Regions from separate parts of the Mus musculus genome. Here regions 1, 3, 4, 5 and 6 are each linked to region 2. Evidence: chromatin loops called from intact Hi-C (ENCODE). Cell type or tissue: heart. All regions are shown on one strand.

What was found. Peaks named below come from ENCODE experiments on the same cell type or tissue, not always from the same donor. Only the 100,000 strongest peaks of a DNase experiment are listed, where the experiment ranks them.
Region 1: a loop joins it to region 2, with 4 times the contacts of the local background. A loop is called at or near these places in 5 of 42 quality-filtered maps.
Region 3: a loop joins it to region 2, with 2.5 times the contacts of the local background. A loop is called at or near these places in 3 of 42 quality-filtered maps.
Region 4: it touches region 2 in a loop (5-fold over the local background); 8 of 42 quality-filtered maps call a loop at or near these places.
Region 5: it touches region 2 in a loop (2.4-fold over the local background); 2 of 42 quality-filtered maps call a loop at or near these places.
Region 6: a loop joins it to region 2, with 2.7 times the contacts of the local background. A loop is called at or near these places in 2 of 42 quality-filtered maps.

What each region holds. Positions count from the first base shown.
Region 1 is chr8:25,199,699-25,204,698 of GRCm38, forward strand. Tacc1 (transforming, acidic coiled-coil containing protein 1) reads right to left here and starts at 1,844. Exons shown (of 13, transcript NM_177089.5): 1 at 1,424-1,844; 2 at 393-508. The coding sequence starts at 1,587. In heart, a CTCF peak has its summit at 2,130; DNase peaks (open chromatin) are centred at 1,163 and 1,983; H3K4me3 peaks cover 2,569 bases; H3K27ac peaks cover 1,960 bases.
Region 2 is chr8:26,116,024-26,121,023 of GRCm38, forward strand. Hook3 (hook microtubule tethering protein 3) reads right to left here and starts at 3,201. Exons shown (of 22, transcript NM_207659.3): 1 at 2,935-3,201. The coding sequence starts at 2,991. Rnf170 (ring finger protein 170) reads left to right here and starts at 3,345. Exons shown (of 8, transcript NM_029965.4): 1 at 3,345-3,577; 2 at 4,417-4,540. In heart, a CTCF peak has its summit at 2,588; DNase peaks (open chromatin) are centred at 2,778 and 3,388; H3K4me3 peaks cover 2,935 bases; H3K27ac peaks cover 2,477 bases.
Region 3 is chr8:26,057,361-26,062,360 of GRCm38, forward strand. It overlaps Hook3 (hook microtubule tethering protein 3), which reads right to left. Exons shown (of 22, transcript NM_207659.3): 14 at 4,017-4,086; 15 at 1,880-2,020. Among named protein-coding and RNA genes, the nearest start is that of 1700047A11Rik, 23 kb to the right of the region's middle. In heart, a CTCF peak has its summit at 2,608 (motif pointing right); no DNase peak of the experiment used is centred here.
Region 4 is chr8:26,013,117-26,018,116 of GRCm38, forward strand. It overlaps Fnta (farnesyltransferase, CAAX box, alpha), which reads right to left and starts at 2,494. Exons shown (of 9, transcript NM_008033.4): 1 at 2,265-2,494; 2 at 354-439. The coding sequence starts at 2,464. In heart, CTCF peaks have their summits at 2,178 and 2,378; a DNase peak (open chromatin) is centred at 2,525; H3K4me3 peaks cover 1,551 bases; H3K27ac peaks cover 1,253 bases.
Region 5 is chr8:25,783,241-25,788,240 of GRCm38, forward strand. Bag4 (BCL2-associated athanogene 4) reads right to left here and starts at 1,969. Exons shown (of 5, transcript NM_026121.3): 1 at 1,659-1,969. The coding sequence starts at 1,931. Lsm1 (LSM1 homolog, mRNA degradation associated) reads left to right here and starts at 2,351. Exons shown (of 4, transcript NM_026032.1): 1 at 2,351-2,477. The coding sequence starts at 2,432. In heart, no CTCF peak of the experiment used is centred here; a DNase peak (open chromatin) is centred at 2,051; H3K4me3 peaks cover 2,553 bases; H3K27ac peaks cover 1,937 bases.
Region 6 is chr8:25,752,222-25,757,221 of GRCm38, forward strand. It overlaps Ddhd2 (DDHD domain containing 2), which reads right to left and starts at 2,059. Exons shown (of 18, transcript NM_028102.1): 1 at 1,965-2,059; 2 at 727-952; 3 at 1-69. The coding sequence starts at 946. It overlaps Gm17484 (predicted gene, 17484), which reads left to right and starts at 2,259. Exons shown (of 2, transcript NR_154462.1): 1 at 2,259-2,498. In heart, a CTCF peak has its summit at 2,153; a DNase peak (open chromatin) is centred at 2,200; H3K4me3 peaks cover 1,865 bases; H3K27ac peaks cover 1,527 bases.

The DNA of each region.
Region 1 (5,000 bases), 920 kb before region 2:
TCAAAAATCAACTCTTACCTATAATTTGGTGTCTAGCCACACCCTTGTAGAAAACAACTAGTCTCTGAAATCTTTGAGGCCAAATCTAAAACATAACCAGACCAGCCATTGCTACGTTTTTTTACTTATTCGGGGTTTAGAAGGAAGTCTAACAGGAGTGGCTGGGGGAAAAAAAATGACCTCATACAGTCTCTAGTCAGAGAATAAAGCAAGCTTTGGATCATCAGATGATCAAAACGTTTATGTTACAAAAACAAATCCAAATCAGCAAGGAGCCAGTTCATCCTGTCTGAAGTGGTCCTCAGGGCACGCACACATCCTTTTTAAATTTTTCTTTTTCTTTTTCTTTTTTAAGTTAAAACCAAAAAGGTAGAAAACTCAAGTTTTGTTACCTTGGGGTTTGGCCTCGGGTTCTGCCAATCCCGGTGATGAATCACAAGACTCCTTGAGAGGCGATCTGATTGGAGTTTCAGCTTCAGGAGTCTCAAAATTACCTTCAGAATCCGAGCTGCCGAGGGGGAAAAACGAGGCATTACCACAGTCAACGGTATTTCCAACTGCCTTTAAAACGTACTCAGCCACCAAAGTGCAAGTACAGCGCCTCTAACTTTACAACCAACCAATCCTCAACCCAGCCTGAGAACGGCTGCAGCATTTTCAGCGATGCCCAGCATCCTAGCTCCCCGAAATCTCTTTCGTCCTCTGAAGCTTCTCACCAGGACCTTTTTTTTTTTTTTTTTTTTTTTTTTTTTTTTTTTTTTGTCATCGCTGCCTTTCACACGCACAGACACACACACAAAAAGACTTCCCAATCAACCCTTTCCAGGGGCGTAAAAATTAATATCGCCCCACCCCCCAAACTAAGCCAATTCTAGCTATACTGTTCTTCTCCGTAGGCCTCTACCTGTCTGGAAGTCACTGGAAGCTGAAAATGCCGTCACCTGCCTTCCACAATCACACGTGTGACAGCTCAGCAGAGACCACCATTTCTCACCAGCTGCCAGGGACCTGTCATCACGCGATCCTCTTTTACCAAGGCTGCATTTTAGGACACTGCGGGGCCAAGAAGGGCGGTGGAGCGACTTCTTGCCCACAAGGGGAAAACGCTACAAATCGCACCTGGCCTTATCAACTGCCACTACCCGGTGCCGCTGCGTCGGAGCCGGGGTGTCGACGCTTCGAGAAAGCGACCCAGGCAAACCGGGATGCGCAGACTGCGGATTCGGGGCTGGGTTCAGAAAGCTTACAGCGAAGACAGAGGACGAAAAGCACACGGGCAGACAGAACATCCCGAACTTTCGGGTACACAGCGGGGACCCGGCTGCGGGCAGCAGAGCCGGGAACACGGTTGCGCGCACACAGCATTGACCGCGGTGGGAGGATGGCGCCCGCCTGCATCTCGGCTGGGATGCGGTGTACTTGCCTGAAACTCAGGGATTTGGTCTCGGCTTGCGAGTCCTCTTCCTCCTCGGGGTCGCCCTCGGGACCTCCGGCTTCGTCCTCTCCGGCGCCCGAACCGCGCACCGCGGACCACGTCCACTTGGCCCACTGCACGGGCGACAGGATCTGCCAGGGACTGAACGCCATGAGCGCGGCTGCCGCCCCTGCGGTGGGGGAACGGCGGCCTCTTCCTTCAAAATGGAGGGGCCTTGACAGGCGCCGGCAACGTCGCCGGCGACCCGCGGATGTGGCTCAACGAGCGCCGTCGGGCCGGGCGCAGCGCTTCCTCCCACGGCCCCGCAGCGCCGCTCGCCCCCGCTCCTCCGGGCCGCCGCGCCGAAGCTCGCCCCCGCGCGTGCCCGCTCGCCCGCCCGCTTCTTCCCCCGCCAGCCCTGCTCCGCGTCGCTGGGCTCTGGGGTCCGCTCCCGCCTGGAGCAGCCTCGGCCGCCGCGGAGCCGCGCCCCTGGAGCCGCCCCCTCGGACCGAACTACTGGCGCGGCGCGCGGGGGCGGCCGCTTGGAAGCGCGCTCCCCCCGCCGCGCTGGTCGCGCCCGGCCTTGGGCAGGGGCTGCTCGACCGCGCTCGCCCTCCCCGCGGGATCCGCGCCTGCCGCGCGCCGCGCGCCGCCGCCGTCCATTTCCGAGCGTGTGCGCGCCGCGGCGCTGTTCCTCTTCCCCTTTTATCTGTGTTTCCTGCCGCTAGGACTTAATGGCGTGGCTGAAGCTGCGCTGTACAGAAGTTAAGCCCCTTATTTAAAAACAAAACAACTCAGAACCTCTGTAGAGTGTTGTACCCGATCCTTGACACTGGTCAGCGCCATCCTTGTTACGCCCAGGATTTGGAAGGCTCCCAGGTTACAGAAGAATTGAAGTTGTCTTGCCCTCACCAAGCCACACTCATGAGGGCTCCGGAGTGCCCTGACCTGGGATAGATGCAAAATTGCCCCCTGATAAGACGGCCTGAGCCGTTTCCTGTTGTTCTTTCTTTTCATAACTTTAGGCTTTTTTCAGATAATTCCTGGGTCCTTGGTTTCTGATGTCCTTTGCTTCTTCAGTACAGAGCCATCAAGATCTGGTGACAGTCTTCAGAATAAGGCTTTTACCTCTGAAGGTGAAGAGAAGAATTTTCCCCCCTTTATCTTTGAAGGATTCCACTAAGAGACTGCCCCAGGTCCTCTCTCCCAGTGAATTCATTTCCTCCAAAGCCAAGTTTGAGACCATTAGCTCATCAGTGTGTTTTCCATAATACTGACATTTCTCAGTCTCAGAGAATCTGTGAGGTGGCTACAATTCCCACAGAGAGTGTGCCTCCAAAATTCAGAACAAAGTCAGGCGAAGATTTTCAGGATGCTCATGAGCTTACCCTGAAAGAAGCTGGCACCACGTCGTGTACTGCAGATGAATCACAAATGTCTTATACACTTCATAACAAAGACAAGCAAACATGTAAGATAAGGCTTGGCAGGTATCCTACCATAATAAAAAAAAAAAAAAGGCAGGAGTATACTTTAGAGCCCATTACTGCTTCTTGCCTGAGATAAACACGACTGTCAAAAGTGTTGAAAGACTTTTTTTTTAAAAATGTGAGCGGAAGTCATTTTGTTTTAGGTCTACAAGAACTATGCCAAGACTATCCAACTGTCGTTGTCTTGGGTTTATGATCAAGCAAATCTTCAGATTAGAAACCCCTGTAGCTTGAAAATAGTACCCATGTAAGTCCTTACCTGGGCTTGATCATTCCTCCTCCTCGAGACTGCTACCCTCTTTTTCCCTCCTCCCGATCCTCGTGTGCCTTGCATAGCTCCTGCACTCCAGAACTTCTCGGAATTACAGTTTGTCCCTCAGGGCTTTCTCTGCCTGGTTAATCCTGCTTCCCAAACCATCAGCAGCAGAGACCCAGATATAACCTTGATATGCCCAAGAACACCTAAGAGATGGTACAAACACAAGTCCACACTGGGGATGTACCCCAGAAGGGGCAGCATCTCCAGCAGGGCTCCCGGCCCTGAACTCCATTCCTAGCCCCGAAGCAAGAGGAAGAGGAGAAAAGGGACAGGGGTGTCTAGACAGTCTAATGACAGCCTCGGGGCATTGTCAAAGGGCAGACTTGGCAAACAATACTTAACGTAAGTCGACCATGGCTCTTAATTCCAGAACTCACTCTCTCTTTGCCTGCAGGGTTTTCTGCGTTCCTGAAATACACCTCTTCTCCCATCTGAACTCCAAGTTTCCCCGAAAGACCTCTGGCCTTGGCTGGTCAAACTTCTCTCGTCACTCAACTCAGTGACTACTGCGGGGAAACCAACTGGTCTATCTACACTTTCTACCCCCTTTATACATGAATATTCATACAGACCATTCTGTCTCACTTAGTTCTAAAACTAAGTGAAAAGGTGCATTGTTAGTAATGACACCAGAACAACAGACATAAGCCAAGACTGTCTCCTGATACAAGGTCACCCTACACTTAGCAGAACATGGGCAACATGTCTACTTTTGGACCATAAAATTCCAAAGGCCAGAGACCATGTCACGTTTATATATATATATATATATTTGCTTCTGCAGAGACCTGGGACAAGAGAACACACTCAATAGACATTCAGTAAATTATAAAAATGAACATACCAGTCTCCATTTGTCTTTCCAAGTTTGGCTAAGCTTCTGAGGCAGCCCTGTCTTGAAGGAGCAAAAGGCAGAACCAGCTCCAGGGATGGCCTGAGTGATAAAGCCTGACTCCCGGCAGCAACAGCTTGAGACAAGAGAAACAGATGCCCAAGTGTCTAAACCACCTATCTTGTACAAGTCTGGGCTTAGAGTAAACAGCAACAAAGTATCTCATTCCAAGGCCTTCTGTGTGTGTTACAGGAGTCCAGTAAGTCTCATGAGTCCATTTCCCTTTGATTCTAGAGACGGCAGACCATGACATTGCTGCTATCCTTGGCTTCCCTGAACAGAATGCATATACCTAGCTAAGTAGTCAACCGAATCCTAGTTGTTTTGGAAATGATCTTAAGCTGAGAAACCAGCCTTTTTTTCTTTTCCACTGCTTGTTGCCCTTCCCAGAGGTTACAGATTAATATAACATGAAAATCTAAAATATAACTCCCTGTAGATGTAGCCCTGTGTGTATAACAGGTACTCAAACATGAGTGGGGCTCTTCGTTCAATTCCCACTAACATAACTAAAAATCTCTTACTGAAGCATTTCCACAAATGGTGGCCAGGTCAGATGTGTATTTTGCAGTGAATCAAAGCTACAGAAGTGTCTGTAAAATGGGTCTCTTTGATAAAGGTTAAATAAAATCGAGTAAGGGTTGGAGAGAGATGGCTCAGCAGTTGAAAGCACTAACTGATGTTGCATGGGACCCAGTTTGAGTTCCGGCCACCTATAAGGCGACTTACAACCCTTCTCAACTCTAGCTTTGAGCTTCTACTGGCCTACAAGGGCACCAAGCATCTGCTCTCGGGTATACATACATACATATGGGCAGGCAAAGCAGACATACACTGAAATAAATAAATAAGAATAAACTGAGCAAATAAATGCTGACTGCCTGA
Region 2 (5,000 bases):
TTTCTGATTGGATCTAAGGCCCACCCTACAAGACAGAACCATGCTTTGTGTTGTTAACTGGGCCAAGAAGACATGCTGGGTAGGTCATAGACCCTAGGAGAGAACCTACTAGTTCTTTGCTAGATGGACATAGTATCAAACTGCCTTCTAAATAGTCACTTTTATACCCACTGAATAGCTCAGCTCCCAATCCTCCCAATAACCAGAGAAGCTTATTTCTCTAGAGAAGGGCAATTAATATGAAGACTCACAACTGGTCAGTACAGAGAATAAGAAACTGTGGAGTGTGTTCAATGCTAACGGCACATCTATATCACAACCCTTTCTCTTAAGACTCCAGAGAGCACTGCAGAAGAGGGGGCAGAAAGACTCTAAGAACCAGAAGGTGTGGAGTGCTGCATATAAGTGTTTTCTGGATATGACAGGGATGGTATACGTAAGAATCCACAGTGGGCTATGCTGAGGCTGTATGCCCAGGATCTGCAGAAGAGCAAGTCAGCCAAAATTCTAGAATGAATGGAGAAGAGGTCATTTTGCTGAGAAGCTACCGGAGGCTGGAGGGGTCAGTCTGTTTTCTCCTGGGGGGCAGTCCCTAGTAGATTATCCCTGCTCCAGAAGACAGATCTACCCACATAAATACTGGCAACACTAAATGGATTCAATAGGTTAAAAAGAAAAAAGAAAGAGTGTGTATGAACTTGGGAGGGACAAGTGGTATTGAGAAGAGGCGGTAAACCTGCCCAAACCACACACCCACACACGAAAGAAATTCTCAAATTAAAAAATAGAGCCCAAATAGAGAGAACTGACTCCTCTAAGTTATTCAATGCCCTCCACAAAAGGGCTGTGTGTGCACATATCCATTTATGTGTGCATATATCCCCACACAAATAAATATAAAATGATCATTGTTAAAAAGCAAACAGGCTGTTGGAATGGCTGAGCAGGAGAGGGTGCTTACACACCGATCTGGTGACCTGTGACCTGAGTTCGTTGCTTGGAAAACATGGAGAGGGCATCAATTCCAAAAAGCTGACCACTGACCTTCATATGCATATGCTGCCAACTGTGCCCATGTGCACACATCAGTTACACAAGGGGGAATTTTTTTAAAAGGGGACTGACAGATGTAATGCCATAGGTTTTTGTGTTTTGTTTTGTTTACCCTATCAGGTAGGAATACATCTTGCTTCAGGGGGAAGGAAGAGGGGATAAGGTTTAATGTTTAAGCATATTCTGTTGGGCTAGCTTGTTATATACTGACAGGGCACGAAACATTTCCCATCCTTTCAAAAGTCTTCCTGGTTTAAAGAATAATTTGAAACTTGGCTGAGGTGTAGCTCTGTCGTGTCACCTATCGCCGTTCTCTATCTGAAGCATAGCAGTGAAGTCTAGCTTCAGGCTTGAAGTTGGAACTTACAGAGCATGTTAACTATGCACTATTTCCAGTGATCTGAAATTACAAGAATGATCTAACACAAAACCAAACCATAAAGGTCTCCATTGTATAAAGGCTGCTTCAAAGGGCACAATCAGATTAATGACATACCCAGTTTATAAAAAAACAAAAACAAAAACAAAACTTCAAGCTGGGTGTAGTGATGCAGGCAGACTGCTACAAATTCAAGATCATAGTTTGAGGTCAAAATGGGCCACATAGCAAGATCCTATCTCAAATGCACACACATCTGTAGATTCTACTTTTCTTACATTTATTACAACCGACCTAAGTTAACAGTTCTCAAACTTCTCGGCAGTGTTCCTGCACAAAACAGTGATGGTTACCTTCCAGAGATCTGAACCTCTAACCTAAGGCACTGTTCAGTAGAATTTTTTGCTATTTGCATTTTACCTTTAAAGTGACTAAGACCAGGAGATGAACAGCTTAGTGGTAGAGCCTTCCCTTAAAATGCAGGAGGCCCAAATACTACCATCTCCCCCAATAAGCAAACAAAATTAACATGTATCACAATAGCCACTGTAAATGTATCTGGGTTCTTCTAAAAAGGACAGCTAACATTTCTAGCAGTAAGTAAAATGAATGTTCCTGGTTTATCCCATGGCTCTGCATATATGCCTGGACCTACCTCCAACCAGCATATGAAAACCAGAAACAAACACGGTTAACTGTCCAGCTAATGAAAAGGGCCGTTTAAGCCATGACTATTGACAAAATCCTGCATGTTTACTTGAAAATTCGATAACCTTAACCCTCATCAATTCCAAATTAGAATCTCATGGTGCTTTAAAAATGTGTTTCAGTTCCATTACGAAATCCCTCAATTTTTCCAGTTCAACATTTTTATCGTTGGTTCCTTTTATAGGTACCATCACATCGTTTATAACAGTCAAAATGCATCTCGCGTTTTAAATGTTTTGCCTCTGAGTGATTCTTCATGTTTTGTCTATCCACCCTGCCAATGTACTATTTTCCAATGGGCAGGGCTTCATCCATCCCTCAAGGGGCTACACTCCATCCTGGCTGAACGCTACAACAAAGGCGAGCAGCATCGCTTAACTAGGGGGTCCCGACTGCCTCTACCGGGCGCCCAGGCAGAACCAACGCTTTGGATCACTGGGAGCTTGGGAGCGAAACGCCAGCGCCTCATCAAGGCAAACAGTCCTAATTACAGTGTCGCCTGCACCCCATCATTAGCCCCCACCGGGCAGGTTTCCTCTCGGACAGCAGCCAACATCTCAGGCCGGACAAGTTCCTCCTGGACCCTGGGCCCAGCCTGCCTGAGCCCGGCCTCTCCCTGCTGACCCTGACCCGGCCGCGGGTGTAGACGCGGCCGCACCGGCTACTCAGCTCCGCCCGTCCCAAGCCCCGGATGTGACGGCAGGTCGCCCCGGGGCGTTCGCCCCCCGGGACGAGCACCGGTGTCCGCGAAAAGGTGGCGGAGCTTTCCCACCGGCCCGCTGCCCACCACGTACCCAAGTGAGCAGGCTCTCGCACAGCTCCACCCGCTCCACAGACTCCACGTTAAACATCTTCCTGGGGTGGCCGCAGCGTCTCCCTTCAACCAACCAGAAGCCGCGGCCGCTCGGCTCGGGGTTTGAGTCCGAAGGGGTCAGGCAGCAGACCGGGCGTCTGGCGGACCTTCTCTTCCGTCCGTCCGCTCCCGGGGCGCGGACGCTGGCAATCGCTCCGCACTGTCACCAGCCCCTCCTTCCCTCGCTCGGGGCCGCGCACTCCCTTGCGCGCACCCGGCGCCGCCAGCCCACGCCCTCTTGCGCGAGCGCCGCGCCCCGCCGCGCCGCGTAGCGCGAGTCCCGAGGTCCGAGGGCCACTGCGCACGCTCGCGCTCGCTCAGCCCCGCCCCTAGAGGCGCGCTCCCAGAGCCAGTCCAAGGCCCGCGGGCGCGCGCCCCGGCCGGGCCCTGCGGTGGCGGCCGGTCTGTGTGTCTCTCCAGTCCGCTCACCCTCGCCGGGGCTCCGCACTGCGCGTGCGCTGACGCCGGCGCTCTGGCTTAAGAAGCCGCCTGTAGTTTGCACGGGAGGAGTAGCTAGGTAGTCCCCGGAAATGAGCTCTATGCCGACCCGCCGACTGGCCCGGTAGTTCCTCGGCCGCGACGAGGTACGCGCCCCCCTCTCCGGCCGCGGGCGTGTGCCAGGCCACGCCCCCGCACGGGCGGGCCGGGGACCCGCGGACTGCGGGACTCGGCGCGGTGGCGGTGGGGGGAGCTGCGGGACCGCGCGAGGGTAGGCTCCGCGCCCACCGCTTCCCTCCGGAAGCCGGAGCGCAGCCTTCCCTGAGTCGCCGGAGCCTGCCCAGAGTCTCCCTCCGGGCGAAGGTGGAACGGCTGACGTGGGCGCGTCTCGGAGGCTGGGGGCCGGTTTGGCCCGGCTGTGGGGAGCCCGGCGTTCCTCCTTGGAGCCCCCTTCTCCCACAAAAAACTTTACCCAAAGTGACAGAGGGTGGACGCCAGTTCCCCAGTGCGTAAGGACCCTTGCTGTTCCTAAGGCCTGCTTCTTGTGCTAGGAGTTGGCTTCATTGAGGTGCATCCTTGCCCGACTTTCGATTTTTTTTTTTTAATACAAGCCTTGTAGAAGGTTTCATATACGTTTTTAAGTCGCATGCAGAACAGTGCGTAGCAGTACATGTTTGAGGAATATTAATAAAATGAATTGCCACATTCCCAAGAGTTCTTCCATCCATACCATCTCTAATCTGATTTTTGTGATAGGCACTTACTTTATTTTAAAAGCTTTCCCTTTTAGCTTTTTAACCAGATGACTATGCATGTAGTATAATTTTCCTTTGTTTGATTTTGAACTTTTATGAATGGATATGTATTGTGGCTTTGGCTTTTAAATAATATTAAATTATCTGCAAAAATCCCATGATTGTCTAATATCCTATTGTGTGACTACAGCCTTGTACCCGTTCTACTATTGATGTGCACTTTGTTCCAGCTTAGGGCGTCTAAGAATAATGCTATAATAAACAGTCGACCTTAATGCAAAGATATTGGCGTTTCCAAGACAACAAGATACAAGATATATGCTTTGGAGTCCTAGGAGAATCTTGGATTCAAAGGTATGCATAACCACCAGATCATGCAGTCTTTGATTAGCAGTGCCTGGGAAGAAGTTATCTTCCCAGGGCACACCTTCACTTTTTTTTTTTTTTTCTTCAGTTCCTGGGGACTTCTTTCCCATTTGAAGTTGGTTTTCTCGCTGAGCTTTTAGGATTTCAAAAAAACATTGAGTTTTTGTTTTGTTTTGCTTGCGTGGTTGGCTGTGTGTGTGTGTGTGTGTGTGTGTGTGTGTGTGTGTGTAGCCCTGGCAATTCTGGAACCTGCTCTGCAGACCCGGCTGGCCTCAAACTCAGAGATCTGCCTGCCTCTGCCTCCTGATTGCTGGGATCAAAGGCTTACCACCGCTGGCAGCATTAAATTTTTTAAAATGATCCTTTTATCGACTACTGCTTGATGATCACATGTAATCGATCGTTTCATAGATTCGAAAAATCTTGGGCTGAGGAGGTAGTGCTAGAT
Region 3 (5,000 bases), 59 kb before region 2:
CACATGCATAAAACAGAAATCAGTAAATCTTGAAAAATTTTGAAATTAAAATCTTGGGAGACAGACACATTGATGACACAGGCATGAAGAGCACAATTTAATAAAAACATGTCAGCTCAATAGGAGACTGATATAGCTGTCTCCTGAGAGGCTCTGCCAGTGCCTGACAAATACAGAAGTGGATGCTCACAGTCATCCATTAGACGGAGCACAGGGTCCCCAATGAAGGAGCTAGAGAAAGTACCCAAGGAGCTAAAGGGGTTTGCAGCCCCATAGGAGGAACAACAATATGAACTAACCAGCAACCCTAGAGCTCCCTGGGACTAAACCACCAATCAAAGAAAATACACGGAGAGACTCATGGCTCTAGCTGCATATGTAGCAGAGGATGGCCTAGTTGGCCATCAATGGGGGGAGAGGCCCTAGGTCTCTATGAAGGTTCTATGCCCCAGTATAGGGGAATGCCAGGGCCAGGAAGTGGGAGTGGGTGGGTTGGGGAGCAGGGGCAGGGGGGAGAGGATAGGGGATTTTCGGAGAGGAAACTAGGAAAGGGGATAATACTTGAAGTGTAAATAAAGAAAATATCTAATTAAAAAAACCAACAACATGTCAGCTCAAAAAGAAAAAAGAAAGAAAGAAAGAAAGAAAGAAAGAAAGAAAGAAAGAAAGAAAGAAAGAAAGAAAAGGGAAAGTCTGTCTGTTAAGAAAGCCAGATGTGGTGGTGCACCTTTAACCCCAGCACCCTAGAGGCAGAGGCAGAGGCAGGGGCAGAGGGGCAGAGGGGCAGAGGGGGAGGCGGGGGCAGAGGGCGAGGCGGGGGCAGAGAGGCGGAGGCAGAGAATCAGAGGCAGAGGCAGAGGCAGAGGCAGGCAGTCCGAGTTTGAGGCCAGCCTGCTCTATAGAGAGAGTTTTGGGACAACCAGGGCTATAAGAACAGGAGTGGGGAGGAGGAAAGGGGATGGGAGGGGATGGGAGGGGAGAGGAGGTTAAGTTTTCCAAAAGGAAAAGGAAGAAAAGTCATGATGAAGTATAAAGTAAACCATCAGAAGAAGCTAATTTTACAGTAACTGACTTTGAAAAACTGTGAAACACTAAGACAGAAAACTTACAAGCAGAAAAGCAATTTTCTTGTTAATCTGACATTTTCTATATTTTCAAAATAACTCCTTTTAAGGCCCTTTTACATTAGGGAAAAAGACTTTGTCAGTTCAACTCCACACCAGCTGACCCTTCCAAACGTTAGCCTGTGAACTGCAATTGATGTGAAAAAGTACAACTGTATCAGATATTTTTAATCCTCTCCATATTTTTTTTAAAGCCAGGGATGGTGGTACAGGCCTTTAATCCCAGCAGAGGCAGGCAGTTCTCTGGGTTCCCAACTAGCCAGGACTCTATACTAAAACCCCAGGTCAAACAAACAAATAATCTTAGAAAGAAATATAATAGCTGAACTAAGATGTCACCAATAGATATGTCAAAGTGGGCGGGGAAAAGCCCACACACAAGGCCTCAGCTTCCACAAAGAGCTACAGGCAACCAAGTAAGCTGGGCGGGAGAGGTGGCCCCTCAGGGAGGAGCCACCAATTGGCACAGTGACAAATGTTCAGCCCTGAAAAACATACATACAAGCAACCAGGTTATATTAAGGCCCATATATGTGTAATCATACACATGTATGCATATAATAACTATTAATGAAAGAGGAGGCCCTGAAGGTGAGGGGGAGCAGGAGGGAGGGGAAATCAGAACTGTTGTAATTATTCTCAACAAATGAATCCCAAGCCTTTCTTGAAAAATACCAAACCAAGGCACAGGAAGAAGCTGTGGCTGGCCACTCCCTGCACCTGCTCTCCACCTCTGCACTCCACCTGCACTCTACCTGTTCTCCGTCTCCAGCTCATTCTTGCGTAGATTTGCATCATCTAGAAGGCTCTGCAATAAGGCAATTTTCTCATTGTCTGAATCCTCTTGATTGAGTTTTAACATTTTATTCTCATGCTGAAGACGAATAAGTTTCTCCCTGAAAGAGAAAAATAAAAGCTGATTATCTGGTTCATTAAGATACTATATGAATCATGAGCCAATTATGATATAGAGTATAAAAACACAGGATACAAATGAAAAATTCAGTGCCTGTAAGAAATTCAGTGCCTTAATAAAAGCAAAAGGTATAGCCTTTAGGAACTAAACTCCTTCTAGAATGTATAATCTGAAGTAACAGTTTCTGTGTATGATGACAAATGATGAAAAAAATTCCAAACCCTATTTCCTTTCTTATTTATATACTTAAACTATGAACACATGACTGTAACTGTATAGTGTAAAATGACTGTTGCTGAAACTAAACCCTCTACTTCTATGTATTTATTCATACAAACAAATATTTGTTTTTCAAGAGAAACTGCTACTTGCTAGTTACACTTAAAACTCCACAATCTTTTAATACTGTATCTCAAAAATTTAAATGACAGAGCACTAAAATATATAAATTAATTATTATTTGTTTAGATAATCTGTTTCAAGATTTTTTAAAGGATTTATTTATTTATTTATTTATTTATTTATTTATTTATTTATTTAATGTAAGCACACTGTTGCTGTCTTCAGACACACCAGAAGAGGGCATCGGATCCCATTACAGATGGTTGTGAGCCACCATGTGGTTGCTGGGATTTGAACTCAGGACCTTTGGAAGAGCAGTCAGTGCTCTTAACCACTGAGCCATCTCTCAAGCCCTATTTCAAGATTTTAATAATTGTTTTTGTCAAGACAGGATTTCTTTGTGTAGCCCTGGGTGTCTTGGAACTATCTCTACAGACTAGGTTGGCCTTGAACTCACAAAGATTTGCTTGCCTCTGCTTCTCAAGTGCTAGGATTAATCATGTGTGCCACCATGGCCTGGCAAGCTTTTAATATGTTAATAGTTATCTGCTTTGTAAAAATACCTTTGTGTATATTGTTAGGTATTTCCTTAAGTTTTTTTTTTTTGCCAGAAAAACGAATTTTCAGTGAAAAGATGGGCACATTTCTACATATTCTGCTACTTTTTTTCAAAACATTTTTCTCCCTACTTTTTACATTGTTTGAGGATTTTAGTCCCTCCAAAACTCTAACATTGGTGAAAAATATCAACTGTTAACTCACTGTCCGCGACATATGCCATAAAGTTTTCATCACCTTACAGTTTCATTTTTCCTATTAGCTCTTCAGGATATTGAGACTACTTAAGTCATAGCTAATCACATGCAGAAAAAAATAACAGGTCTGAGTCAATGCTCCTTTCTAACTTAACAATCTCTCACCACCAGGCTTCCTCAGCTGCAGAGGGAAAGGATCATCCATTTACATATAAATAACTGCAAAGAATAAGGATGCATTCATTCAAATAATCCACTTGTTTTCAGAAACAAGTGAAAAGTAAAAGATCACAGGGCTGGGGAGGGGCTGATGGCCTCTGTCAGGATTCCAGGATGGAGAGAGGGAACAACCCCCAGCAATGGGCAGGATTCATCACCCCCTTCTGTACACTTGGTTCCCCTCCTCTCACTTTCCATTTGTACACACAATGCTAGGATGTACTGTAGGACGCGAAAGCCCTAAGATGCTAGGTCTAAATATACGGTGAGGAATACTGAGGGCAGAGTTGTTTGCAGCAGTACACCCTTATGAGACCAGTCCTAGTGGGTGATAGACAGATCTTAGTAACGGATTATGTATTTGGATGATGGCTAAGATAAGCCTTTGCCTTGGGTATTTTCATGCTGTCTTCAGAGGATCCAAGAGTGGGATATGTGATTTTTCTTTTGTAGTGTGCAAGACTGTCTTACCCAAGTGAAAATAATTAGTTCTCCAGTCAAGTTTAAAAAGCTTCTAACATACCTAAAACATGGAAATTTAATGCTGAGTGATTCAGGCTGAAATGTACGTCAATAAGAGGAGCTAGTTCTGTGTACACTGGAGAGTAAGGGCTCTGCAAGGGTATTGTGCTGAGTGACTGCCACTACCATTCTCCTTACCTGATTTCGGGTGTAACAATCTCTGCTGCAAGGCTGTCTGAAGATTCCTGGCTTCCCAGAGGCATTAACCCTACAAACACAAGGAGAGGCAAAGTCAAGGAAGCACAACTACCTCCTTTGCTTAAGATGCAGCGTCTGCAGGAAGCACTACCCTGAATTTTAACACTTAAAAAAACAAAAACAAACAAAAAAAACCCTCTGTTTTTTGGGGGGGGCGTTGGGAGTTGTTATTTGTTTTGTGGTTTTGGTATTTGAACCAGGCTCTGTGGATACTAGGCAAAAATCAACTAATTTTCTCAAGTAAAGACCAAGTTTTAGTAGCCTTACAAAATTAATTTATTGTTATAACAGTTTTAAGGGTATAATACATACCATTAAGTGCATTTCAATGTTATCCAACTACTACCATTATCTGTTTTCAACTATTTAAGAACTGAAACAGAAATTCTATAACCACTGGGCACGCGCTCTCCCTGCCTGTAGTTCCCGGGTAAACCCTCTTCTACTTTTCATCTGTCTGGGGCAATGGGTGGCCTGTGCAGACATGTACGCAGAACCGTGCATTGGTCGCTTTTTACTTAGTTAACACAGTTACGTTGATGATTTGCCCATATTACAGCACTTCTGCAGAACTTTCTTCTCTTTACTGATAATATTCCAATGTATGCATTTATTGTACTTAATCTGTTGGTGGATGCGCATTATTTCTACTTAGTAGTAATTGTGAATAATGCTATGTGCATATATATGTGCACAATTATCTGATTGTATCCACTTTCAGTCCTTTTATTAATGTACTTAGAAGAGGAACTAGTGAATCACATGTAAACTTTATGTTTAAAACATTTCAAACTTATTTCTATAACATTGCCCCATCCTGCCTGTAATGCATAATGGTTTCAACTTCTCCCAACCAATTCCAATCAACGTTTATTTTCCTTTGTTTGCAGTCATGGTGGTAGTGGGAGGAGCACTGGCCTCACA
Region 4 (5,000 bases), 100 kb before region 2:
ATCACTGCATACATTTTAACCGAGGCGTGCACTACACAGCTAAAATACATTTTAAAATGATGGTACTTGAACAACTAAAGCTTATTTTAGACAAAACAGTAATCCATCTGTTATACTTTAAATGCAAATTAAAAGCACAATGATACAATAGCTAGTATGTATTATAATGTAACATTCATTGCTTTGACTATCTCCATCTCCTAAATAAAATACAAAGACAAATAAATGACAAAGAAGATATTAACTCAGCAAAGTAATTCAGGTTCTTAGTAAACAAAAATCTCTCACTTTTCTTATTATATGGTTGTAAATTTCAACTTTGTTAGCTATTTTCCTAATAAATGTAAACTTACACTTTTCACTGTAGATGATCTGGACCACTGGGTTAGGGCCGTCATTCTGGGGCACTGGGTCTATATCAGCCCATTCTGCTCTGTCCCTGAAAACAGACATGTTCCCCATGATTATATGCAAACATGTTAGACGAAAAACAATTCTGGTGCTTTTTTGTTTTTTGTTTCTGTTTGTTTTTAATTGGTAATAATCATTCAATCAAATGGAGATCTTAATGGTTGGACATACACAAGGCACACACACACATACAGTAAAATACTTTTCTTTCTTTCTTTTTTTTTTTTTTTTTTTTTTTTTTTTTGGTTTTTCGAAAACAAGGTTTTCTCTGTGTAGCCTTGGAACTTGCTCTGTGGACCAGGCTGGTTTTGAACTCACAAAAGATCCACCTGCCCCTGCCTCCCGAGTGCTGGGACTAAAGGTATGCACCACCACCAACTGGCTGAAAACGCCTATTTTTAAAAAATAAAAGTTAATAAATCAACAATTTCAAATTTATGGTGTGGCAAAATGTGGTCTTCTAGAAAGTATCCAAGGTTTAACTTAAAAATTAGCCTCCCCCATTTACTTAGTAAGATTCTGGAGTTAGTATTTTTTTTTTAAACATGCATTTTAGTAGGAACTAACCTTTTAAACTCAAATTAGGACTGGGGATGTATCTCAGGAGGTAGAACACAGGCGCAAAGTCCTACATGTGATACTTCAACACTCCCCCCAAAGTCCAAGGAAGCATTATGAGTTATTGTCACTACAGAGGGACTTGTTAGGCAGAGGGAGGGCCTGGCATGTGGAGATGCCTGCCTAGCATGAGGGAGAGAAGGCTCTGGAATCTGACAGTTGCCTAAGCCAGAATATTAGCTTTACAACTTCCTGTGTGAAGTCATTAATCTGCCTGGATGTTGGTTTCTTCATTTATAAGATGAAGATAATGTTACCAGTCAACTTTGGAAGGCAACTTTGAGAAGGAATAATTTTGAGTACTTAAAACCTGCATAGCATACTGTATGCATGCTAACAATCCAGGGAACAGTCTCAAAACAACAGTATGACTGCAACAACTGGCACTTCTGGAGACTTCCATGAACTGCTCAGTGTGGCCAGCCTTGACTTACATTCTTTTCTTCTTCTCTATACTAATCAGTTACTGACAGCAGACATTTGTGGTACGCAGTTAACCTTGAAATTGCATCCCTTATGTAAGAATATGGGGAAAAGAATGACCTGCTAATTTTATATATATATATATATATACATATGTATGTATATATGTATATATATATATCCTATAGTTTGGAGAGAGGCACGGCAAACACGGTCATTTAGTTCTTCGGAAATCAGCCATCCGAAGAACATAATTCATAAATCAGAGGAAAGTTCTGAAGCTATGGGACCCCACAACCAATCTCAAGTCATCCAACTGCAGAAACCTCTATAATGCCTTTCACTCATTCCTGAAAGCCTGGCAAATGAGTCACCTAAAGGGTTTAGGTAGAACTACAAAAAACAGTAAGTACTTTTTGACAAGGAACTAGGGGACATGGAAAGGAAGACAGAAGGGATGTGCACAGTGGCCAAGATGAAGGAAAGGCAGGAAAGTTCTCTCCAGGCAGCAGAAGGCACGCAAAGGCCCGACAGTGTTTGTAAAGAGCAGATCTGGCCGCTTAAGTGACATTATCCCATAGCGAGCTGTCAAAAGGGCGCCTTTCGGATGATGCACGGCTCTCAGCAGGGCAGCACTGCGGGACCACGGAAGTGTCACCGCACCCTAGCTTCAGAAGAGCGCCGCCGCAGCCTGCGGCCACCCGGGGCTGCGCGGCGCGGACTCGGAGGGCGCCCCCGTCCGCCGAGCTGCGTCGTCGTCGCTCGCACTCAGCCCCGGGCCTCTGGCGCCGCGGCCCGCAGGAGGGCGTTACCTGTACAAGACATAGGTGGGCGAGTCCAGGCTCAGAAACCCGTCGTCCATAGGGGACGCCGCCGCTTCCCCGGCCTCAGCCGCCATCTCTTCTTCCTGCGGCTGCTGTGCTGGCGGCGGCGGAGGCGGGGGCGGCGGCTGCTCCGGCTGTCCCGGCTCGCCGCCTGCCGCAGATTCCCCGACCCCCTCGGTGGCCGCCATCTCGCCTCCGTCCGCAGCAGAGGTGGTGGTGGAGGCCCCGCCCCCTCCGCGGCCCGCCCCGCCCCCGGCGAGGCCCACTTCCGGTTCCTCGGGTCCTACCATAGAGGCGTGGGGTAGAGGGCCCGGCCCGGAGGCCTGGCCTGAATACCTACTGTCCTCGCTGCTGTGTTTCCAGGGCCCCCTTCCCGAATGCAGGTTTTCAGAGGCCTTTAGGTGCTAATTGGCAAGCAGTGTTATTAGTTGTTGTTTCCTTTGTTGGGTAACTTTTCTGTTTCCTTGCTTTTGTTTCTTTTTCAACGCTTAGGATGGAACCGGAAGACTTGCACATGCTAGGCATGTGCTCTACCACTGAGTTACATCTCCAGTCCCCAGCGGCCCCCTTCTTTTGGACCATCTTAGGAGTGTGAAGAATTGCAAACGGTGCACAGCCAGCCACCTCTTTCCCCCCTCAGGCTTCCACTTTAACCTTAAAAGGGTCTTTACATTCTTTCACACTTTACATGTTTTTCAGTGCTAGGCGTTTATATAATCCTATAATAAAATAGCAGCATTTTATTAATCCGGGGGGTGTCTTTGGAATTAAATTTGGATCTGTGCAGAACTCCTTTCTAAATATAGAGAATAGATATATTCAATTAACAAATATTTACTATACAATAGGCACCAGGTTCATTCGCAGCAGCGCAAAGACCATAGTGTCTGGTCACCATATATTCTAGGGAAGGTTCTTAAATCAGAACCGATTGAGGCAAAGTGGGAATAAAAGAGACAAATGTCTTTATAAGCATACTGTCCTTTAATTAGAAAAAAATCCAAGGATGGTCATGGGCCTTGGAGGTTTTATAGGGTAGAAAAGGGACTTTTGGGATTCCAACAGAGGTCGGTATGTGATCTTAGCTGAAGTTTCCCCACATCCTAATAGCCCACAGGTGTTATCAGTCAAACCAACTTTTCTGTGCTGAGTTTCTCAGTGCAGCTGTGCTAGTGATCAAACCCAGGATTTAGAAATGCTAGTATTGGCTGGGCAGTGGTGGCACATGCCTGTAATCCCAGCACTTAGGCAGAGGGGCAGAGGCAGAGGCGCAGAGGCAGAGGCAGAGGGGCAGAGGCAGAGGGGCAGAGGCAGAGGGGCAGAGGCAGAGGCAGAGGCAGAGGGGCAGAGGCAGAGGCAGAGGGGCAGAGGCAGAGGCAGGTGGATATATTATTTACTCATTACCTTGTGGTTTGTGTGTGTGTGTGTGTGTGAGAGAGAGAGAGAGAGAGAGAGAGAGAGAGAGAGAGAGAGAGAGAGAGAGAGAGAGAGAGAGAGAGAGAGAGAGAGAGAGAGAGAGAGAGAGAGAGACTGAGACTTACCTGCCAGAAGGGAGCCCACCTTTGGGGGAACTTAAAAGAAATTCCCTTTGTTCTCTGGATTCTCCCTTAAGACCTTCCATAGGTTGGGAACTAGGGTGGAATGGATTTGTATTTTCCAGTGCAGATGAAAGTTCTGTTTATTCGAAATGTATTCGGTAAGTGTCCACAACAAAGGAGCTCTTCCCCTCACTCAGTCCGTATCTAACAGGATCCAGCAGGCACACAGGAGTCCGAGGGAGAGGGGTCTCAGCAGCCGGGACTCTGAGATGACTAGGGGGAGGCTATCCTGTCCTGACTGCATTTTACTTTGCTTAGACAGTTCTCAGCCCCCTACCCTCCTCCCTCTAATGGTCACATCTGCCTTGACAATATGTTTGGGATTTCTATGGCCTAGATGTATCAGTCAAAGTAATTAGTAAACTGAAATAACTAGAAATGTCAAAAATAATTGACATGTTATATCTAAAATAATTACTATGCTCTGCCAGGAATAAATGTTTTAAGATCACACTGACTCCCATCTAACGTTGATGTAAACTAGTCTTTGCGGTTTCTGTCTTTAAGAGCCCTCTAACCCTAGCATGAGCACCAAGAGATTTCAGAGGCATAAGCCTGCTCTTGGTCTGACATCAATAAAAAGGACTTAAAACTTGTAAGTGGCTTACTCGGCATGATTGTTAAGAAGTATCTTTCATAGATCACTGCAGTTTGGATGAGAATGGCCTCCAGAGGCTCATGTTTGAATGCTTCCTCCCCAGTTGGTGGAGCTGTTTGGGAAGGATTAGGAGGTCTGGCCTTGTTGGAGTAGGTGCGGCTTTGTTGGAGGTATGTCACTGGTGATGGGCACTGAAATTTCAAAAATCTCACACCAGGCCCAATGAGATGGTTTGAATGAAAATGTACCCCCATAGTCTCATTAGGAAGTGTGACCTTGTTGGAAGTATGCCACTTGGGGGTGGGCTTTGAGATTTCAAAGTGTCTCTCTCTTCCTGCTGCCTTCCTGCACTCTCAGCTACTCTCCAGGACCATGTTTGCCTGCACACGCTGTGGCGATAATGGACTAAATCTCTGAACTGTAAGCCAGCCCCAAATAAATGTATTACTTTTAAAGAGTTGTCTTGGTCATGGTGTTTCTTCACAGCAGTGACGTTGACGAAGACACCCAGTCTTGAGTGTTCTCTCT
Region 5 (5,000 bases), 330 kb before region 2:
TTCAGAACACTGTACCACCTCAAAGCCCAGTTTTGCAATTCTTCCTTCCAGTCCCCAACCTAGCAGCCCACCATGTTTCTGCCTGGAGGAATCGCTCCCTATGGGCACTACACATAAATGGAATCACACAATATGAAATGCAACCCTTTGACTAACTTCATCCAACAAGCATGATCTAGTTAAGGTTCATTCCATGTTGAAACAAGTATGTGAGTGGGGATGGAGGGGGGGGGTCAATTCATACCTTTCTAGATGTTATGTTCTAAAATGTTAGCCATGTTAGTTAATCCAGCAACCAGTTGATAACTGTACCAGTTATTTCTAATTTTTGGCCATTATCACTAATGATGTTAAAAAGATGTATTAAATAGTATATGGACATGTTTTCCTTTGTTGTGGTGGTGGTGGTTGTTGTTCATTTTTTGAGACAGGGTCTCACCACGTTGTCCAGGCTGTCCTGGAACTCATTATGTCCATGTGAACCAGGCTGGCTAGTCTGCCTCAGCCTCCTGGGTACTGAGATTAAACACACCAGCCCTTGTTTTTTGTTTGTTTTGTTTTGTTTTTTTGTTTTTTGTTTTTTTTTCAAGACAGGGTTTCTCTGTGTAGCCCTGGCTGTCCAGGAACTCACTTTGTAGACCAGGCTGGCCTCAAACTCAGAAATCCGGCTGCCTCCCAAGTGTTGGGATCAAAGGCATGCGCCGCCACCACCAGCAGACTTTTTTTTTGTCGTTTTTTGTTTTTTCAGCCCTTGTTTTCTATTTCTTGAGTATACTTACAAGTAGACCTGCTAGATCATAAATTAACTCTCTGTCAGAAGTTTTAGGAACGACCCAGCTATTTTCCAAAGCACTGTACTATTTTACAATCCCGTCGTGGATATGTGAGAATTTTATAATTAATTTTCTGCAAGTAAGAATGTTACAAAGGCCAAAAGATGTGTGCCACCATCCTAGAATGATAGCCCCATACGAAGATAAAATAGAAACACACTTTTGGCATGTATGCAAGCAACAAAATGTTACAGGTCCAAACATACTAAGCAAGTCGGTCTCTCAGAGCCTTCTCCATTCAAAAATTGGGAAGCATTAATAACATCTGTCTTGCAGTCTTGCGATGATTAAATAGAACATTAAGGTACTTTGCAACATTGATCCCTCCTGATTCAATTCCAGGCAAAGCTTTAGTGATAAGGAACTAAGTGATCAGCCCGCCCCGTTTCGATCCCTTCCCCGTGGGAGGGGCTGCTGAGTAAGGGCTGGGGCTGCAGCTCCCCGAGCCACGCAGGATAAATTGTTACAGCCCAATCACGCTAACCTACGCTCTCGGGAAAGAGATCCTGCAGCCTGCTACTAAGCTTAGGAAGTCAGCGCAGAATATTTTTTCGTTTTTTTTTTTCGTGGTTAACAAGAACACTTATGATGGCTGAAGTTAAAAAAAAAAGCAAAAACAAACAAACAAACAAACAAAACGAAGGGACAAATGGAACCCAAGCCTAGCTCCCCTCGCATCTCTGGTCCTCGTCTCTGCACCGTCCCCAAAAGAAGAACAAATCAGAGACCCGAGTCCTAACAGACCCTAAGTATAAAACCCCCAAATGTCCTCACCTCTGCCCAAGACTTCCCGACTGGAGCCCCGGAAAAGACTTCGAAGCTTACCTGGTGGCCTCCCCCGGCTCTGCTCGCTTCTGCCCAGGCGCCTCCCGAGGGGTAGTAGCCATCGCCACCTGCGCCTTCGCCCGGCCAGGTGGTCTCGGCCGGGGCGCCCCCGCGCCCTCGCCAGGAAACCGGAGGCTGGGGAGGCTCCGGACGAAGAGGGGGGTATAAGGGCGGAGGTACGTGCACCGGGACATCGCCTCCCCCGGGCCCGTAGTAGCGGCCGTAAGAAGGGCCGTCACTGGGGCCGTAGCCCGAGCGCCTCAGGGCCGACATGGGCTCCGCTGCCGCGAAGCGCTTCCCGCCCCCCACGACCGTCCCATTGCGCAGGCGCCTGCGGGAGGCCGCTATTGGCGAGCGGCGGAGGGGGATAGGACGGCTACAGCCAATCCCGAGCCGGTCCCGCCCCTTGCACGCCGAGCGCGGAACGGTCATGGACGGTACGGGTCAATCCGGGCCTCGGGTCGGGAAAGCGAGGCGAGGGGCAGCGCTCGTCACGCGTGAGGAAACGCCTATCCTCCGCCCTTCCGACCTGGACTTCACTGCACTGACTGGAGGGGAAGAGAACGTGGTCGGCCACCGACTGGCAACACGCCCGGCACGCCTCTTTCGGCGGACGGGCAGGCGATACCGGAAGTGGGTGGGGTCACCTGAAACGCTTCCGGCGACTAGCGGTGTCTGAGCTGCAGGTGAGCGGCCGGTTCCCGTCCGCGTCCCGCCGACGGGCGACTGGACGCCCTCGCGGCCGTCCGGTGCAGCCTTGCGAGAGCTCAAACATGAACTATATGCCCGGCACCGCCAGCCTCATCGAGGACATCGACAGTGAGTACCTAACCTCTCCCTCGGGGGAAGCCTGGTGTGGGACCCCTTTTCGAGTGGGCGTCCCTCGACAAGGGCCCAGAGAGTGATCTCTGGGCCCGGGCGGGGTGGTTCTGCCTTCACAGCCTCGGACGGAGCCTTTTCCCAAGCTGCCTTCTCTGTCCTTGAGCGGGTAACACCTCCCCGCCCCCCGCCCCCCAAGCTGTGAAACGCCTTCCGAGGGGCGCAGCATCCGACTTGGGAACGTGAAGGGCAGAGCACGCGAAGGAAGTCGCCTGAGCCACTTCGCGTTCCCAAGTCGGATGCTGCGCCCCTCGTAAGGCGTTTGACAGTGAATGGATGGAGATTGCTTCTAGAAAGGACTCACCAGACCCGACAACAGCAGTTGAATTTAATTAGCAGAGAACGTAGGCTTTCTGTTGTATAGCCACTAGCACTCTCCTTTTTCTGTAAGGGTCATTAGCACTTTCAGATTAAAGTTGTAGAGACAGGTGCCGGACGTAATAACGGGATTTTCTGCGAATGCTAAGTCACTTCAAACTTACTCTTTTCTGTTTGACAGTTTTGCTTTTACTAAAAGGAGGTTAGTCCTGTAAAAATAAAGAGGTTACAATTTCGGTTTTAAAAGGTTTAATTTATTGTGTATTTATGTCTCGTCTACATGTAATTAAACCACGGGCATATTGGTATCCACGAAGCCAGATGACTTTCTCTTCTTGGGATCCTCTGGAATTGGAGTTATGGACCGAGTTACAGAGTCACAGTGTGGGTGCTGAGAAAGGAACTCAGATCTTCTGCAAGAGCAACACGTGCTCTTCTGAACCATCTCTCCAGCCTCCACTTTCATTCCCCCGCCCCGAATTCTTACCTGTGTATGATTCCTTGAATATAACTTTTTTTTTTTTTTGGTTTTTCGAGACAGGGTTTCTCTGTATAGCCCTGGCTGATCTGGAACTCACCTTGTACACCAGGCTGGCCTGGAACTCAGAAATCTTCCTGCCTTTGCCTCCCAAGTGCTGGGATGAATATAACTTTTAAAGCAGCATTAAAAAAACAAACAAACAAACAAAAAAAAAAAACCGCTGTATATGAGCATGTATGTATGTGCATTGCGAGCTTGCCTGGTGCTGGAGAGAACAGAAGAGGGTACTGGGTCCTCTGGAAGACCAGACAATACTCTTTAGCACTGAGCCATCTCTCAGGTCTATAATCAGCATTTTAAAATCATTTTAATACTGTGACTTTTCAAAAGCAAAATGATTTACAACTTCAAACAAGTAAAAATGTTTTGTGTGAGTTTGCAAATTAGAGAGCAGCTGTGATTATATAGACTGGGATAAACATATTAAAGTTTGCTCATATATTACAGGTATAGATATTAATATATATTTATATGTGTATTATAGCTGCATACACATATACACTACTTTATAAGCCTATCTATGAAGTGTGATGAAATACTCTTAGTGGAACTTTTTGCCTTCACCTTTCCTTAGATACGTGAATTACCGAAGCTTCTAACAACAAGTCTGCTATCTTACTAAACGCGCTTGTGTTCTCAAGCCTTCTTGGACTTTGTGGATCTCAGACCCTTTCATTTGATATACAACCTTTAGAACGTGTCTGTCCCAGTCTTTATGGGGCCTTTTGGTTTTTTCGAGTTGTTTTTGTTGTTATTGCTTGTTTTTGTTTTGTTTGTTCTTGGGTTGAGACAGGATCTCTCCATGATCCTGGCTATCCTAGAATGCCCCTGCCTCTGCTCTCCCTTGCTCTGATTTAAGATAGGTGCCATCATGCCTGGTTCAGCTATGCTTGAGTCTTCTAGCTCAGATATAGCTCAGTGGTGTGTCTCCATCAGACTCGCATCCCTTCCTGAGTACCCCAGTGCACTGCAGCTTTGACTCTGCTGACCATCTTTGTCTAGATTTTGCTGTCAGAAGCTTTGGGGTTTTGTTCTTTTTTTTTTTATTGGTTTGGTTCATTTTTGAAAGGGCAGCCACCAGGCTGGCCCCTTTAAATCATAGCATTCCTTCTGTCTCTGTTTGTAAAATTCTGGGGTTACTGTGTATTGGTGGCTCAAATCCCAGTACTCAGGAGGCAAAGGCAGGCAGATCACTGTGAGTTCCAGGCCAGCCTGGTCTACGAAGTGAGTTCCAGGACAACCAGAGCTGTTACACAGATAAGCCTTGTCTCCAAAAACAAACAAACAAAAATTCTGGGGTTAAAGACATGGGCCACCTTGCCTAGCTTTGGCTTGAAGATATGTATATATATATAAATTTTTTTAAAGATGTATTTAGTATCTATAAGTATCTTGTAGCTGTCTTCAGACACATCAAAAGAGGGCACCAGATCTCATTACAGATGGTTGTGAGCCACCATGTGGTTGCTGAGAATTGAACTCAGGACCTCTGGAAAAGCAGACAGTGCTCTTAACCGCTGAGCCATCTCCAGCCCAAAGGTGTAATATTTTTAAAGATTTATTTATATTCATGTGTATCTTTTTTCCTATGAATTTTTAGAGAT
Region 6 (5,000 bases), 360 kb before region 2:
TCCGCTCCCCTAAATGAACATCATATCTGCCCCCATCGGTGGGAACAATCCTCTCATTACAATCTTTTCCTATCAAGAATTGCAAAAAAGAAAAGAAGTCCACTATGTCACAACAACTCTCCCAAATACACTTGTAAGTTACAGTCCAAAACAGCCACAGGAGCTGTACACAGGCTCCACTTGGCTACATCAGAAACAGAATTTGGTTCCTAGGTTTTTTTTTTTTTCACTCATCCTTTTTCTTTTTTTTTGCTCATATTTTTTTCATGAGTAATTTTTAGTATTTCAAACCAATTATATTTTAATGAAAAAAGCAAATACTAGCTGAACATTTTTCCTCTTCTAAGACAATAATGCCTCTTATACACACTTATACACACACACTCACAGTCTCATACAGATACATACATAGATTTTTTCTGAAGTTTTTACTTGGATTAAAGGCAAATTAATAGCAATTATGATATATCCTCACTAACACTTTGTTACATGAGAACAAAAGCGACATGTTAGCTCAGTCTGCAATGTGACGACTCTACACACAAACTTTCTGACTAAAAAGTCAAACACAAGCTAGAATAGAGAAAAATACTTGATAACTATGCAGAAATTTAATACAGTTTTAAAAGGATGAAAATGGTGTAATTCTGAAATTTCATGTTAGTGGCTATCACAGTAGAGGATATTACTTGTTAGTTTTTATTAGAGTCATCAGTTTCTTCCTACCAGAGCCATATGCGTCTTCCAGCTGCTGTGAATCCTCAGAGTTGAAAGGAATCCAGAGCTCCTTGGAATCTAGTACCTTACAATAAAACCAATGTGGAGAAACGGGTTCATAGGAACTACTGGCGTCCATGTCTATGAGTTCGAAGGAACTACAAGAGTTCGGGGATGGGGACGGATCTGACTGAGACAGCTGCTCCTGGTGTGATTCCCCCGATGACATTTCGCTCTAGAAGACAAAATAAAAAAAACTATCAGGAGAATTATTTTGCATCTATTAACACTGTAATGTTCATATGCTCAATAACCATTTTTGGAAGCTGTTCTTGAAAACAGCAATATTTAAAAGCTACATAATTTTTATACACACACAATTATTTGGGGAGAGAAACAAAATGTTCAGCTCCATCATTCTATACTGAGCTTCCAATTCTCCTTAGAAAACTAAAAAATGTCTAATCATACAACAAGCTCTTTAGAAAACCCAGAAATGTCAAGAAACACACGGTCAAAACTGATTGCAACAGGGTGTTTTACCACAATTTTCACAATAAAAGTAGCAGCACCAGCGAAGGCTGGAAATTTCCTACCTCCAGGTGTGCACACTACAAACCATTTAGTGTGTCAGACAGTAATAACAGGTAGGTTTAAGGCCCCAGGCTCTATTGTACATTTCTAATTACACACACATTTACATAACTATTGGAATCTTACTATACAGAAAACAGAACTAATCGCTTAAGAACCATTTTGGCTGATCCTCCCAGTGTGCTTCAATACGGGCTCTGGTACATTTAACGCCCAAACAGAAACTTTGCCTGCAGGCTATAGCTGCGCATCGACCCACCGAGACGCAGAGCCAGAGTTTCGGATGAAAAGTGACAAATGACCTCAACTGCCCCCGGGGCGATGGATGTCGGGCGAGTTCCCACCGACCCCAGCACTAAAGCACCCGGCGGACTAGCGCTGCAGACATAGAAGCAGAACCCAAAAGCCCAGGACGGGAGATGGACGAGCGGCATCGCTGCACCGGGCACGGTCGGACCGCACAGCTCAGGAACCAACACTCCCCGGGCCTCCCCGTTATCCTCCCGAGACCTCGGCCTGCTCCCGCCGCCAGCTCGGGGCTCCGAGTTCGGGATCTAGGAGAGCAGCCGAGCCGTCCACGGATGCCCCGGGATACCGTGCACACTGGAGCCTCTCCACCCCCGGCTCGCCCCGGCCCAGGCTCCCGCGCGGACCTGGACTCGCTCGTCCACACCGCCGCTCGCGCTCTCAGCCCTCGCGGAGGGAGCCCGGGCCACATCGCCGCTGCAGCCTACCTCCCAAGCCGGGCGGGGCGGACGGGCGGAGCCTGCGGCCGCGCCCCAATCCCCACACCGCGGGCTCCTCAGCGCTCCAGCGGAGGAGAGCAGTGCGCCCGCGGAGGCTGCGCTCCCGGTGAGAGCCGGAGGCGCAGAAAGATCCTCCGAAGTGTCGCGAGATGTGCGGTGAGGACTGGGGGACTCGCGCGAGACCTGGCTCCTCCTGCGGGCAGACGTCGGGCGCCGGGCACGCGCCGGGCACGCGCTAGGGGCGTGGGGGACACGCACGGGAGGCCTTGCCTGCGCTGAGGCTTTGAAGGAGGAAAATCGGACCTTCTGACCCCTCATGGGTCCCGGCAACCCCGGTGGGCAGGACTGGGGTGACTGAAGGCTCTGTCTGTCTGTCTGTCCTCCATTCCCTCCCTCTATTTGGATTGAGAGGCTGTCAAAGTTATCCCTAAAGCCTAAGAGGTGAGTCTGACAGAATACGGATGCTGTAAGAGGCAGCAAATGAGGTTTTTGTTTGTTGGCTTTTTTGTTTTTTGTTTTTGACCTAGTTGATGTAGGGTGATGGCGGTGGCTATTCACGTAAGCCCAGCGCTCTGGAGACTGGCAGGGCTAGAGATGCGGATTGTCGCTGGAGCGCCTGACTAGCAGGTGCCACGGGAAGGAAAGACAAGAGGCTTTGCTGGTTTCTAACTTGATTATAAGACAAGGCTTCGAGATTTTTTTTTTCCCCCAGAAACTGAGAAGGAACAAAACGTGGACTTTTTTTTTTTTTAAAAAAACCACATAGTCTCTGCAAGTCAACACCTACACACCAATATCTGCACGTTAATGTAACACCATTTTTTGTGTGATTTTTTTTGTTGTTGTTTTGTGATGGCCTTGCTATGAAGCCCCATATTGGTCTCCGACCTTTAAAAATTACTACATTTATATATTTGTCTGTGTGTGTGTGTTAGGGTTTCTGTTCCTGCACAAACATCATGACGAAAAAGCAAGTTGGGGAGGAAAGGGTTTATTCAGCTTACATTTCCACATTGCTGTTCATCACCAAAGGAAGTCAGGACTGGAACCCAAGCAGGTCAGGAAGCAGGAGCTGATGCAGAGGCCATGGTGGGATGTTCTTTACTGGCTTGCCTCACCTGGCTTGCTCAGCCTGCTCTCTTATAGAACCCAAGACTACCCGCCAGGGATGGTCCCACCCACAAGGGGCCTTTCCCCCTTGATCACTAATTGAGAAAATGCCTTACAGCTGGATCTCACTGAGGCATTTCCTCAAGGGAGGCTACTCTCTCTGTGACAACTCCAGCCTATGTCAAGTTGACACACAAAACCAGCCAATGCAGTGTGTGTGTGTGTGTCATGTATGTGCTGCTTCATGTGTAGAATTCAGAGAATAACTTTCAGGTATCAGCTCTCCTTTCACTGTAGGGGTCCTGGGAATCAAACTCATGCCTTGTCCCAAGGGATTGTGCGTGCAGTCACGCTAGGCCACACTGGAAACCCTCCCCCCATTTGGGGGGCAGGAGCAGGGTGTCCTTAACACTGATATTTTAAAACATTTTAGATTTATTTTACTATGTGTGTATATAATGTGTGTGTCTGGTGCCTGTGGAGGTCAGGAGGCAGCAGATCCCCTGGAACTGGAGTTTCAGGTGATGGTAACTCTGGTTCTGGGAGCCAAATCCTTCCCATGCAAGAGCAACAGATGCTCTGTCGGGTCAGCTCTTCAAGCCTTAGACCTTACTTTTTATTCTGCAGTGCCAGAGATCAACTTCAGAGCCTTGGGTGTGCTAGCCTCCTGCGCTACACACGGAGCCCCCAGAATGATGCGGCTTCTTAGGGTGCAGTTTGGAATCTGAAAACATAACGGTTTTTTTCATAACCCATCAAAATATATCATTAGGGGGCTGGTGAGATGGCTCAGTGGGTAAGAGCACCCGACTGCTCTTCTGAAGGTCCAGAGTTCAAATCCCAGCAACCACATGGTGGCTCACAACCATCCTTAACGAGATCTGACTCCCTCTTCTGGAGTGTCTGAAGACAGCTACAGTTTACTTACATATAATAAATAAATAAATCTTTAAAAAAAAAACAAAGTATATCATTAGAATATATCTACCTTGGACTTGTGAGTTTTGTTATTGCTTTAGTTGTAAAGCCGATTTTCATTGTCTTTTGAGCTAGTAGCTTAGGTATCCCAGGCAGGCCTCAGACTCATTATGTAGCTAAAGATGGCCGTGGCCCTTGAACTGTGATCCTCATGAAAGTGGTTTTGCTTTTGTTACTCTTGGAAGCAGCTCCAAAATCTCCATCATCCAGGGGCCCTCTTTATGAACTCTGGTCACTCCATGTGCCTGCTCTGAACTTCGAACACAAAAGTAGTTAGCACACTATCTACCATGAATAGTAGTAGTTCATAGTCCTACCAAGGGAGATAACAGAGAACTTTATCTTAGTGGATGCTATAAAAGAGTCAGACACTACATACATTGACAGTAATCAAATACGCAGGTGTGTATCCGAAATCCTCTTTTCAGGGGGTCTTTGGCAGGACGGAAGAATCTGCTGTGTATGTGTATTTAGCATCTGTATTTTAAATAAATGCTCCGTGAGATTTAGATGCAAGTAGTTTGGATCTGTACTTTGAGAAACACACTGCCTCAAACAGAATAAATTAGGTTCATCCAAAGGCCCAGGAAGTAGCTAGTTTTAGGCAAATATTTATAATAGCTCTCATTAATAAGAGTTCACTTAGGTTTTCTAGCTACTCTTTGCGTATAAATCTTTTTGTTAAATATTTATTTCGGGTTTTTTTCACTATTTCATTGTTTTTAGTTGTATGTCTCTGTGTATATCTGGGTGCCCACAAAGGCTAGAGAGTCACAGGTGGTTGTGAACTCCCTGGTGTGGGTTATGGGAATTAAACCCACACAGTCCTTTTCCTGAGCATGTGTTCCTAACCAC